2 separate regions of the Homo sapiens genome follow, and region 2 is linked to region 1. A link is a contact called in ENCODE Hi-C or POLR2A ChIA-PET data. All regions are on one chromosome and are shown on one strand. Each heading gives the region's core, a stretch centred on a gene start or an enhancer-like site at or near the end of the contact. The rest is flanking DNA. Distances are from core to core; before and after follow the strand shown.

Evidence for each region. Hi-C counts contacts between places; a loop is a spot of excess contacts on that map. ChIA-PET counts read pairs that join two places held with the same protein, here RNA polymerase II (POLR2A). Pooled maps may share reads with other maps.
Region 2: a loop to region 1 is called in a pooled map, with 2.1 times the contacts of the local background. The contact joins two enhancer-like sites. A Hi-C loop is called at or near these places in 1 of 50 pooled maps. POLR2A ChIA-PET finds 5 or more read pairs at or near these places in 2 of 52 experiments (H1 and PC-9).

What each region holds. Positions count from the first base shown.
Region 1 is chr11:122,044,533-122,050,018 of GRCh38, forward strand. It overlaps a transcript of MIR100HG not described here. Among named protein-coding and RNA genes, the nearest start is that of MIR125B1, 53 kb to the right of the region's middle. Within about 2 kb of position 2,444, at least 5 of the 41 ENCODE cell types and tissues checked have a DNase peak (open chromatin) inside an H3K27ac peak, as active enhancers do.
Region 2 is chr11:121,739,246-121,744,731 of GRCh38, forward strand. No RefSeq gene overlaps it. Among named protein-coding and RNA genes, the nearest start is that of SORL1-AS1, 290 kb to the left of the region's middle. Within about 2 kb of position 2,931, at least 15 of the 41 ENCODE cell types and tissues checked have a DNase peak (open chromatin) inside an H3K27ac peak, as active enhancers do.

The DNA of each region.
Region 1 (5,486 bases), core at 1,194-3,693:
TTTGAAACTCCGTCTCTACTAAAAATACAAAAATTAGCTGGGTGTGGTGGGGCTAGCCTATAATCCCAGCTACTCGGGAGGCTGAGGCACGAGAATGGCTTGAACCTGGGAAGCAGAGATTGCAGTGAGCTGAGATTGCGCCACTGCACTCCAGCCTGGGCGACAGAGTGAGACTCAGTTTCAAAAAAAAAATTAAAAAAAATCACACACACACCAAAAAAAAATCACAAAAAAAAAACTCCTTTTTTTTTTTTTTAAAAAAAAGATTGGCATCAAAAAGAGTTATAGAGATGAATGGTGGTGATGTTTGCACATTATGAATGTATTTAGAACAACTGAATTGTACATTTAAAAATGGTTAAGGTAATAAATTTTATGTTATGTGTATTTTACAATTCAAAAATTAGAAGAGGAAATAAAAGGTATAGTATGGGATTTTCGCATAGGCAATAATGCAGTTTATGATTTGAATTGGTCCATTCTTACTACTTTTCAAAGTGACCACTATTTTACTTGAGTGTTTTTCTTTCTAAAATCCTTGGGTCATTTTTACACATTTTAGTCTCATGCCATAAATCTGAAGCCAACCAAGACTGTATAGAGAATTGGGGAAACCTTCAAAGTTCTGGTGTCGCTCATTGATCTCTTGGGTAATTCAGTCCATTAACTAGTGGCTCATGTCATCTATAGACTATTACTCCCCTCAAGGCTCCTAGATTATTAACCAATACTGGAAAAAGGTTTTGGGGCCAGCTTACATGCCTCTCTGACTTGTCTGCTTTGGAATTTCCCTGTAAGTCCCTAGATTTTAGTACATGAGTTATCTCCCAAAAACAAACTTCCTTGTCAAGAAAAGGAAGCTTAAACAGGCGTCAAACGCATTCATGACACTCAGCAGTTTGATGAATGGAGAGTAAATGAATCATAGGCTTATGAATTACATGACTTTCTATGTACTCACATGTCTCAACAGGAAGGGGTGACAAGTTGGAAGCTTCATTCTTGATTCTTGAAAACCAAACTTATCTGAACATGCCATCTGAGCCCGTTTAAGGTTAACATGTCCTTGTTTCTAATGCTGACTGCTACCTTTTGTGGCCTTTAATTACTAAAATCTTTACAAATTTCTAGGAAATTCACATTGGGGCTGATGGGGGTGAAAAATAAATGACTTCTGAACGTCCTTTCAAGTCAAACAATCTATTATTCTTTTTTTTTTACTTAGGTAAGCCATACTGATTCCATAGAACAAGTCTGCTAGATCATAGCCTTACTACATGCAAGGGGAAAGCTCATTACCTGTTGGTAAAAGAAAAAGAAATCAAGCAAAGAGTTCTTTTTCTTTTTCTATTTTTTTTCTTTTCTTTTCTTTTTTTTTTTTTTTTTTTTGAGATGGAGTTTCACTCTTGTTGCCCTGACTGGAGTGCAATGGCGTGATCTTGGCTCACTGCAACCTCTATCTCCCGGGTTCAAGTGATTCTCCTGCCTCAACCTCCCGAGTAGCTGGGATTACAGATGGCCACCACCACGCCCCACTAATTTTTTGTATTTTTAGTAAAGACAGGGTTTCACTATGTTGGCCTGGTTGGTCTCGAACTCCCGACCTCAGACAATCCACCCACCTCGGCCTCCCAAAATGCTGGGATTACAGGTGTGAACCACCACACCTGGCCAAAGAGTTATTTTTCTTTGGAGACCTGGACAATACTGATTCTCTTAGCATGCATTTATTGAAGAACTAATGTGCGCCAAGCACTCAAGCTACAGCCTTTCCTCTAAAGGAGCTCCCAGTGTGGTGGGAAAGGGCCACAAGGGAGCAGGTAATGTTAACACACTATGAGAAACTAAGACAGGAATATGCACAGTGTACTCTGGGAACACAGGGGAGGGGACTCTAACCCCAAGGAGGGGTGGAAGAAGGCTGGGAAGCACTCCTAGTGGCATTGATGCTCAGGTCAAAGATGGAAGGATAAGTAAGACAGGAAGAGAAGAAGGGTGGAGATGCTGGGAGTTTGGAGAGAGTTTAGTGTGAATGTCACTTGGGGTTTCAGTTTCCAGTTGGGAATTCGGTGGGCAAGCCAAGGCTGGCAAACCAGGCCGGGGCTGGCTCATGAAAGGCCTTGGATGCCAGGTTAAGAACAGCAGATTAGGTACTGGCTTTAGTTCACATTTGGTTTCTGCTGTTATTGCTGTATCTGAGCTTGAATGCTGTTAGCATCTGGTTTAGCCACATGTCCTCAAAGAGCGTGTTTTCCTTTCACCTGCGTGTTTCTCTTAAAAATAATTTATCCTACAGGAAATAGGAGGAGGAGAGGGAGTAGGTGGGGATTTACTACTTAGTCTTAAGCCCTGGTAGAAACATTTTGACTTTTTATTCCACAGTTCTCGTTCAACGTTGGTTCAGCCCTCTGCATTCCTGGGCCTCGGTTTCTCATCTGGCAATTGAGATCACTGTGCTCTGTCTCAGACGTGCTGTGCGTCATTTGGAGAAAAGTTGTTATTTGACTACAAATGCTCTCAAGTTCCTAATCAGATTGTATGAATAATTCACAGACAACATCATCCAGGGATAAATTATATTTGGAACTTTTATGTTGACCATTTCTCAAGCCAGACTGCTGTGATTCATAACAACCTTTGGTGACGTTTTCTAAGAGGTAAAGAAAAGTAAACACAAAGAGTTCTTTTTAAAGATGAGGAAAGAATTAAGGAATAAAACAGTATCGGGGAACTGGAGAGACAGACCAAAAATACAGTGGGGGATTTTATATGTTTAAGAGTCATTAATACAAACAAAAAAAAGTCCAAATTATAGATACAGAGCAAGACTTTTTTAACACCTCCCACCCCAGTCCCTGGTTACCATCATTTCTATTCTCTGCATCTATGATTTCAACTCTTCTAGGTTCCATATATAAATGAGCACATGTGGTGTTTGTCTTTCTGTGGCTGGATTATTTCACTTAGCATTATGCTCTCCAGGTTCATTCACATTGTTACAAATGACCGAATTTCCTTATTTTTAAAGGTTGAATAGTATTCCGTTGTGTATATGTACCGCATTTTCTTTATCCATTCATCCATTAATGGATACTTAAGTTGATGCCATAGCCTGGCTACAGTGAATAATGCTGCAATAAACATGTGAGTGTAGCTATCTCTTTGACTTACTGATTTCACTTCCTTTGGATATATATCCAAAAGCAAAAATGCTGGATCATAGGGTAGTTTTATGTTTAATTTTCTGAGGAATCTCCATATTGTTTTCCACAATGGCTGTACTAATTTGCATTCCCACCAAGAGGAAGGCTTTTATTTGGGATCTGATACCATTAAGTTTTATTTTGTTTTATTTTATTTTATTTTATTTTATTTTATTTTATTTTATTTTATTTTATTTTATTTTAATTTTTGAGACGGAGTCTCGCTCTGTCACCCAGGCTGGAGTGCAGTGGTGCAATCTCGGCTCACTGCAAGCTCCGCCTCCCGGGTTCACGCCATTCTCCTGCCTCAGCCTCCCGAGTAGCTGGGACTACAGGCGCCGCCACCATGCCAGGCTAATTTTTCGTATTTTTTAGTAGAGACGGGGTTTCACCGTGTTAGCCAGGATGGTCTCGATCTCTGGACCTTGTGATCTGCCCGCCTCGGCCTCCCAAAGTGCTGGGATTACAAGCGTGAGCCACTGCGCCCGGCCCCATTAAATTTTAAACATTAAGCTGTGACAGATTTAGTAACATGGACAAGGACCCGTAGCTTGTGCATGACTGAGCAGGGATTCGTAACTAAGTCTTTCTGGCTTCAGAGGTCTTCAAAATTCTGCCTTGGTGCCTCTACTCATTGCCTCAGTGATTGATTCTCAAATAAGGACACGGTTTGGGATAAGGGTACAAAGACTTTGCCATACATGGGATTTTGTAAACGGTATCTGGGAAGTGAAGTCAGTAATTCTGGGGAAATCACAACTTTCCCAGGCCTTTCCACGGGGCATGAAAGCCACTACTTTAGTAAGATGTCCTGAGCATTGGTCTCCTGGTAAATCCATCTCAGCCCTGCAGTCACTTCCCATGGGCCCTAAGTACTGCAGGAAAAATCTGACTCATAGCAGCACTTCTTGTAACACATTCTGGCTTTGTGATTAAATTTTCCTTCTTTATTTTTTGAGTGTAGAAGCAGATAAAGAAGAGAAGAGATGAGTCTTATTCAGCTGATGTTTAAGAGAAGGTCCAATTATACCTCAAAAGAAGCACTTGCATAATAAAAAAGATTATTCCCATTTTACAGAAAACCTGAAGAAGTCATATCAAGGACTTGTTTAACTATTTAGTAAGAGCTGTTATCAGAGCAAAAACAAAAATAGAAGGGCTGTTTAGATGGTGAGGAAAATTGTGCACATACAAAAGCCTAAGGGTTCTTTTCTTCTCTTATTTATTTATTTATTTTATTTATTTTTTTTCGAGATGGGGTCTCGCTCTGTCACCCAGGCTGGAGTGCAGTGGCATGATCTTGGTTCACTGCAACTTCTGCCTCAGGGTTCAAGCAATTCTCCTGTCTCAGCCTCCTGAGTAGCTGGGATTACAGGTGCCTGCCAGCACGCTTGGCTAATTTTTGTATTTTTAGTAGCGATGGGGTTTCACGATGTTGGCCAGGCTTGTCTCAAACCCTTGACCTCAAGTAATCTGTCCACCTTGGCCTCCCAAAGTGCTGGGATTACAGACGTGAGCCACTCACCATGCCCGGCCTCTTCTCTTTTTTTAAAAAAAAATTTTGGACTGCGCACTGTGCCTCACGCCTGTAATCCCAGCACTTTGGAAGGCCGAGGCGGGCGGATCACGAGGTCAGGAGTTCAAGACCAGCCTGGCCAACATTGTGAAATCCCATCTCTATTAAAAATACAAAAATTAGCCGGGCGTGGTGCAGACGCGTGTAATCCCAGCTACTCGGGAGGCTGAGGCAGGAGAATCACTCGAACCTGGGATGCGAAAGTTGCAGTGAGCCGAGATCGCGCCATTGCACTCCAGTGTGGGGGACAAGAGCGAGACTTCTTCTCAAAAAAAACAAAAAGACAAAAAAACAAAAACAAAATTGTGGTAAAAGATGCATAGCATAAAATGTATCATCTTAACCATTTTTGAGTGTATGGTTCAGTAGCATTAAATACATTCCCATTGTTGTGCAACCATCACCACTATTCATCTCCAGAACTCTTTTCATTTTGCAAAACTGAAACTGAATCCCCATTAAACACTAACTCCTCATTCCTTCCATCCCCGGTCCCTGGAACCCACCTTTGTACCTTCTGTCTTTGTGAATTTGACCACAGTAAGTACCTCCTATACGTGGACTCATAGAGCATTTGTCTTTTTTGTAACTGGCTTATTTAACTTAGCATAATGTCTTCAAGATTCATGCATGTTGTAGCATATGTCAGAATTTCCTTCCTTTAAAAGGCTGAATGGTATTCCATTGTATGTATATACCACATTTCA
Region 2 (5,486 bases), core at 1,681-4,180, 300 kb before region 1:
TTTTATTAATATATGACATTCTTGTTTTTCTCCTGTAATTTAAAAAAAAATTTTAATTCTATTTTGTCTGGCATTAATAGCCACTCTTCTCTTTTTGTTACTATTTGCATAGAATATCTTCTTCTGTTCTTTCACTTTCAACCTATTTGTTTCTGGATTTAAAGTGAATATCTAGTAGGTAGCATAGTTGAATCATATTTGTTTTCTTTTTAATCTGTGGATTTTTTATTTGTTTGCTTTTTTTTTTGTTTGTTTGTTTGTGTTTGAGACAAGATCTCACTCTGTTGCTCAGGCTGGCGTCCAGTGATACAATCACAGCTCCCTGCAACCTCTGCCTCCTGGGCTCAAGTGATCCTCCCACCTCAGACTACCAAGCAGTTCTGACTACAAGCACAGACCACCTCACATGGCTAATTTATAAATATTTTGTAGAGATAGGGTTTTATCATGTTGCCCAGGCTGGTAATCTTTGTTTTTTTAGTTGAAGATATTAATCCATTTATATTTAAGTTTTAATTTTAATTAATTTATTTTCAGTCCTAAAATTTCCATTTAGTTATTTAGTTATTTTATACATCTTCTATTTCTCTGCTGAGGCTTTAAAAAAATGTGCTTTAAGTGTGTTTGTTACCAGGTGTGGTAGCTCATGCCTGTAATCCCAGCACTTTTGGAGGCTGAGGCGAGCAAATCACGAGGTCAGGAGATCGAGACCATCCTGGCTAACACGGTGAAACCCTGTCTCTACTAAAAATACAAAAAAAATTAGCTGGGTGTGGTGGTGCGTGCCTGTAGTCCCAGCTACTCAGGAGGCTGAGACAGGAAAATTGCTTGAACACAGAAGGCGGAGGTTGCAGTGAGCCAAGGTTGCACCACTGCACTCCAGCCTGGGAGACAGAGTGACATTCCATCTCAAAAAAAAAAAAAAAAGGTGTGTTTGTTATTGTTTTTTGAAGCATTTTTCTCATTTCTTTTTAAAAACCTTTGTCATATAATTCTAAGTCTAGGCTTCCCATTGGCCTTTGCTGGCATGAGTGGGATGGGGTCACAGTAGGTTCTGTGCCTTTTGGTGGGAGTAGAGTGGTTATTATCTAAAAAAGCTTTCTATCTTCCTAGGCCACTCCTTTCTTGGTCCTTTGGATAGGGAGGCTATTTTTAATCTGTGCCCATTGGTATTTCTGGTTGCTGGCTGCTTCAGCTCTACATATGGGATATATGAAGAAAAAGAGAATGCAAGAAACTTGACATTGTGCTGTTTTGGGGAGCCCTGAGGTCCCCAGGTGGTCTACCATTTTCTCTCCATCTGTGTTTGTTTTACATATATTCTGTCCAGTGCTTTTAGTTATACTTAGCAGGAAGAATATGGAAAGTTATGCCCTCTTCATCTTCCTGGAAGCAGAATTATATCCATATATTACATTTATAATAAGAAAAACATACATATTTTAAGGAAACAAAACAAAATGACTTAAATTACAGCTAGAGTCATTTGAGTAAATCAAGACGTGCTTGTCTGATTCAATACAGAGATAATAAAATTGGTGGCCATGGTAGTGAGTAATGATTAAAAATAATAGCCACTTGTTATTGAGCACATGCTATGTGGTTTTTACATATTCTCCATTTGTATTATTCCTTACAGAAAACCTGGGAGGCCAGCATTGTTCACATTTAACAGTGAAGTAAACTGAGAAACAAACAGAAAATTTCCCAATATTATACTACTAATGAGTGAAACAGCAGGGGCTCAAATCCTAGCCTGTCTTAAACCAAAACCCATGCTATTAATCCCTGTGTTTCACTGCCTCTGTAGACTGTCTTTTAGAAGATGGAAGACTGGAGGTACTTAGGTGACATCCTGTGGAGAACAGGAAATGTTTGATGTGACAGCAGTCTCCATTATCTCTGGTTTTGTAGAAAGCACTTAGGGCCTCCTTGAAGGGAACTATTTTTTGCCTACATTACCAAAGGCATTTCTACGGAACTTTTCATTTTATATGATTCCTTAAAACAACCTTGAGATGTAGGTGGAAGCCAGACTCACTGTGAAACAGATGGGGAATCTGTAGCCCAGCAAGGTCAAGTGACTTGTCTAAGACCATATGGCATTTAGTGCTGGAAGGAGACCTGGAAAGCAGGAGCTGGTACGCTTTCCACCAGCTCCCAGGGCTGCGTTCAGCTTGGGCTGTGTACCGTCACTTGGTTCTTACCAAGCAGAGTTCTTTCTAGTTTAGACAGGGCCTGCTGCAGTTAAATCAGGGCCTCTCCTCCAGCAGCCTCCTGGCTTGCACCAATTTGCAGACTGTATCTGATGGAAACCTTATGTGGAACAAAAAAACAAACCTGAAAAGCCAGGCCCATCTCAGTATCTCCATCCGCTGGATAAACATCTCCAAGACAGACGCACAGAGAGGTCAGACTCCCTTTGCCAAGTTTTTAACCTAAAGTTTGGAAGCAGCTTGCATTTTCCATAGAGCAGTAAACTATTTTCATTCCTTTTACAATGAATGACTCCTTATGGGGTGATAATTTACTTTTAACCTCTTTCAGGACCTGATGATTTTGCCTTCTTGCCTGAAAAGAGTTGTGGGTTAAAAGAAAAGTCCCATTTCTTGAAGTTTTCTTCTTTCCTATCTTTCCTTTTCCCCCTTTTGAAAGCCTGCTATGTTTGTTTCAGAGCTTTGGGAGTCTTTGGAGCCTTGCCTCTTTATTTGGAGAGAACTTGGCTCCTTCGTGTTGCCCCCATTCCTCTGCTGAATCTAATCTGACTGTTCTATTTATAATTCTTGAACAAGATGAATCTAGTCTTTGTGTTTCTTTCTGAGCAACAGCGTCCCCTCCCTAGGACTTGAGCCAGTTAACCTCTGTAAGAATCTCTTTAATTTCTCTGCAAATTGCCAGAAAGCCGGCAGCTGAAACCCTATCAGGTCCTGGATCATATCAGACCTGCTTTAAACTGGCACCCTCCTCCATCCTCCAATCTCCTGGGAGCTGATTTAGGAACAGGGCCGTGCAGAGAAATTCCCAGCAGCACTTTGGTGACGCCAGCGCAGTCTGGGAAGTCTGACAGGGAGGGGCCCACTTTCTGGAGGACGGGGAGGCTCTGAGATAGAAACCGTGCCCACTTCGAAGCATGTGTTGGTTCCTCCCAGATCCCTCAAGGTTTATGTATACATTATGTGCTATTTATCCTTAAACCTAGACTCATCATATTATTTTTCCTGGAGACCATCTAGCCGAAACCTCCTGTTTTATAGAGAAAAAATATGGAAACTAAAAGAGTCATACAGCTAGTTTGTCTAAGAGTTAATACTGTAATATAGGTTTCCTACCTTATCCATACCTTCATGAGCTTGTGAAGGCATTATTTTGATTCCGTGGACATGAAACCACTCCAATTAAGTGCATTCTTTTTATATGTTCCCTTTCTTCTACTTCCTTTCTTTATTCCCTGTCTCCCATTCTCCATTGTTACCGAGTTCTCTCTCCTACACCCAGTACAGCTCTCTCTTTTTTGAGGGGTCTCACCAGCCTCACTGGGATGTTAACAACTAAGGTTTGAGAAAGAGATGAGTCTCAGCAGCCCAGGTCTAGAGTGGACAGATCAGTGAGTCCATGGAAACATCTAGAGCTATGAAGGAACTTTCTGAGGTCACACCGCAAGTTAGTGACCAGACCAGGATTAGAGCATGAGATTCTCTTTTTTTCTGTCTGCTGAGTTCTACTCTACTCAAAAGTTCTGCTGCCTCTGTGTGGTTCCCAATTCTGATCTGGGTCTGGCATGTCCATTTAGACAATCTTTTTTTGGTCAGGGTTCTCTCTGACCAACCTGACTTTTAACCTCACATTCATTTGTAATAGAAGAAAGTTAAATCATACCCTTAAATTCAACCACGTTTTAACCTCATTTGCCATGAGTGTCCCGTTAAGACTAAATAACAAAGGGCCAAAATATTTACTTTGAGCTCCATAACATAATTGGTCTTCTTTCCTGTCATGATAAGCTAAGGTGGCCTTACAAGTTTTCAAGGATCAGGAATCAGTGTGCCCCACTGAACACATATAAAAGTATATTTACCCTTTAATTTAAAGCTATTGAGACCCATTTGAATATAACACAAATGCTACTTTAAACCAAGCCCCAGCCAGCCACTAATCTGCTTTGGGTCTGTGGTTTTGCCTTTTCTAAAAGTGTCATATAAATGGTGGGATACAGTATGTTGTCTCTTGCGTCTGGTTTCTTTCATTTAGAATAGTGTTTTAGAGGCTCATCCAGGATATTAAATAAAACATTAGTTTCTTTTTATTGCTGAATGCTATTTCATTTTATGGCTGTACCATTATTTGTTTATCCACTCACCAGTTGACCATTTGGATTGTTTCCAGCTTTAAATTATTACAAATACTGTTGTTATGAACACTTGTGTACACATTTTTGGTTTGATATATATTTTGATGTTCCTTGGGTGGATATATAGAGTGAAATTGCTGAGTTGTATGTTAATTCCATGGTTAACTTTTTAAGAAACTGCCAAACATTTTTCAAAATGGTTGTACCATTTTTATCTCTACCAGGAGTGTATGTATTTTTAAAAGAATGACCACATAATTTGAATAGGCAATTCACTGAAATGGATACGAGTGGCTAATAAAAACATGAAAAGATGCCCAACATCATTAGTAGTCAATAAGAAAATGCAAATAAAATCCACAATGTGATAGCACAAAATACTCAGTAAAATTGCTATAATAAAAAAGATGAACAATACTAAGTGTTGGTGAGGATGAGAAATAACTGTTTCCCTAAGATATTTAGTCACTGATGTGTCTACTCAAGTCTTTAAGTTTTATCCTAGATTCCTGTGTCTACATAGCTTAATGGTCAGTCAATGGTTTGGGTAGAGACTGTGCTTGATTTGGGAAGGCTTTATTCTGTGATGATTGATCTGTGTGTGAGTTGGGAAACCATTTAGGCTTGCAAACAGTTCTGAAGTCTCCCTTGGCTTTTATCTCCAGACTGTCTTGGGTGTCCCTGGCACAAGTCTGTTTCCCAGTCTCAAAAGTATGTGTAAATAGAGTTTATTTTGGCCTTTCTATGGCTTTCTTGTTTCCAAGATCTCCCAATTAAATTTATGGCTGATCAACTATTGCAAATGAAGTTGCAATTTTAAATTAGCAAGCTACTGTGGGTTTTTTCTCCCCATTTATTGCTTATATAATTAACTATTTTTATCTGGAAAAGCCCTGGATTTTTGTTCCTCAAAACACCCCTCCAACCACTATGGTGGCTTGAGCTGGCTTCCTCTGGCAGCAAGACTTCTGGATTTTCAGCTTAGCCTAGCACCGGCAAAACCACAGTTCTCACCAACCAAACTGGGGCAAGGGATGAGGGCAGCTTCAAGCAAGAAGAGTAGAGACTCCTGCTGTTCTTATCCGAAGCTCTAGTCACGTCACAGGAATAAATGCTTCTCAACTAGTTGTCAATCTTT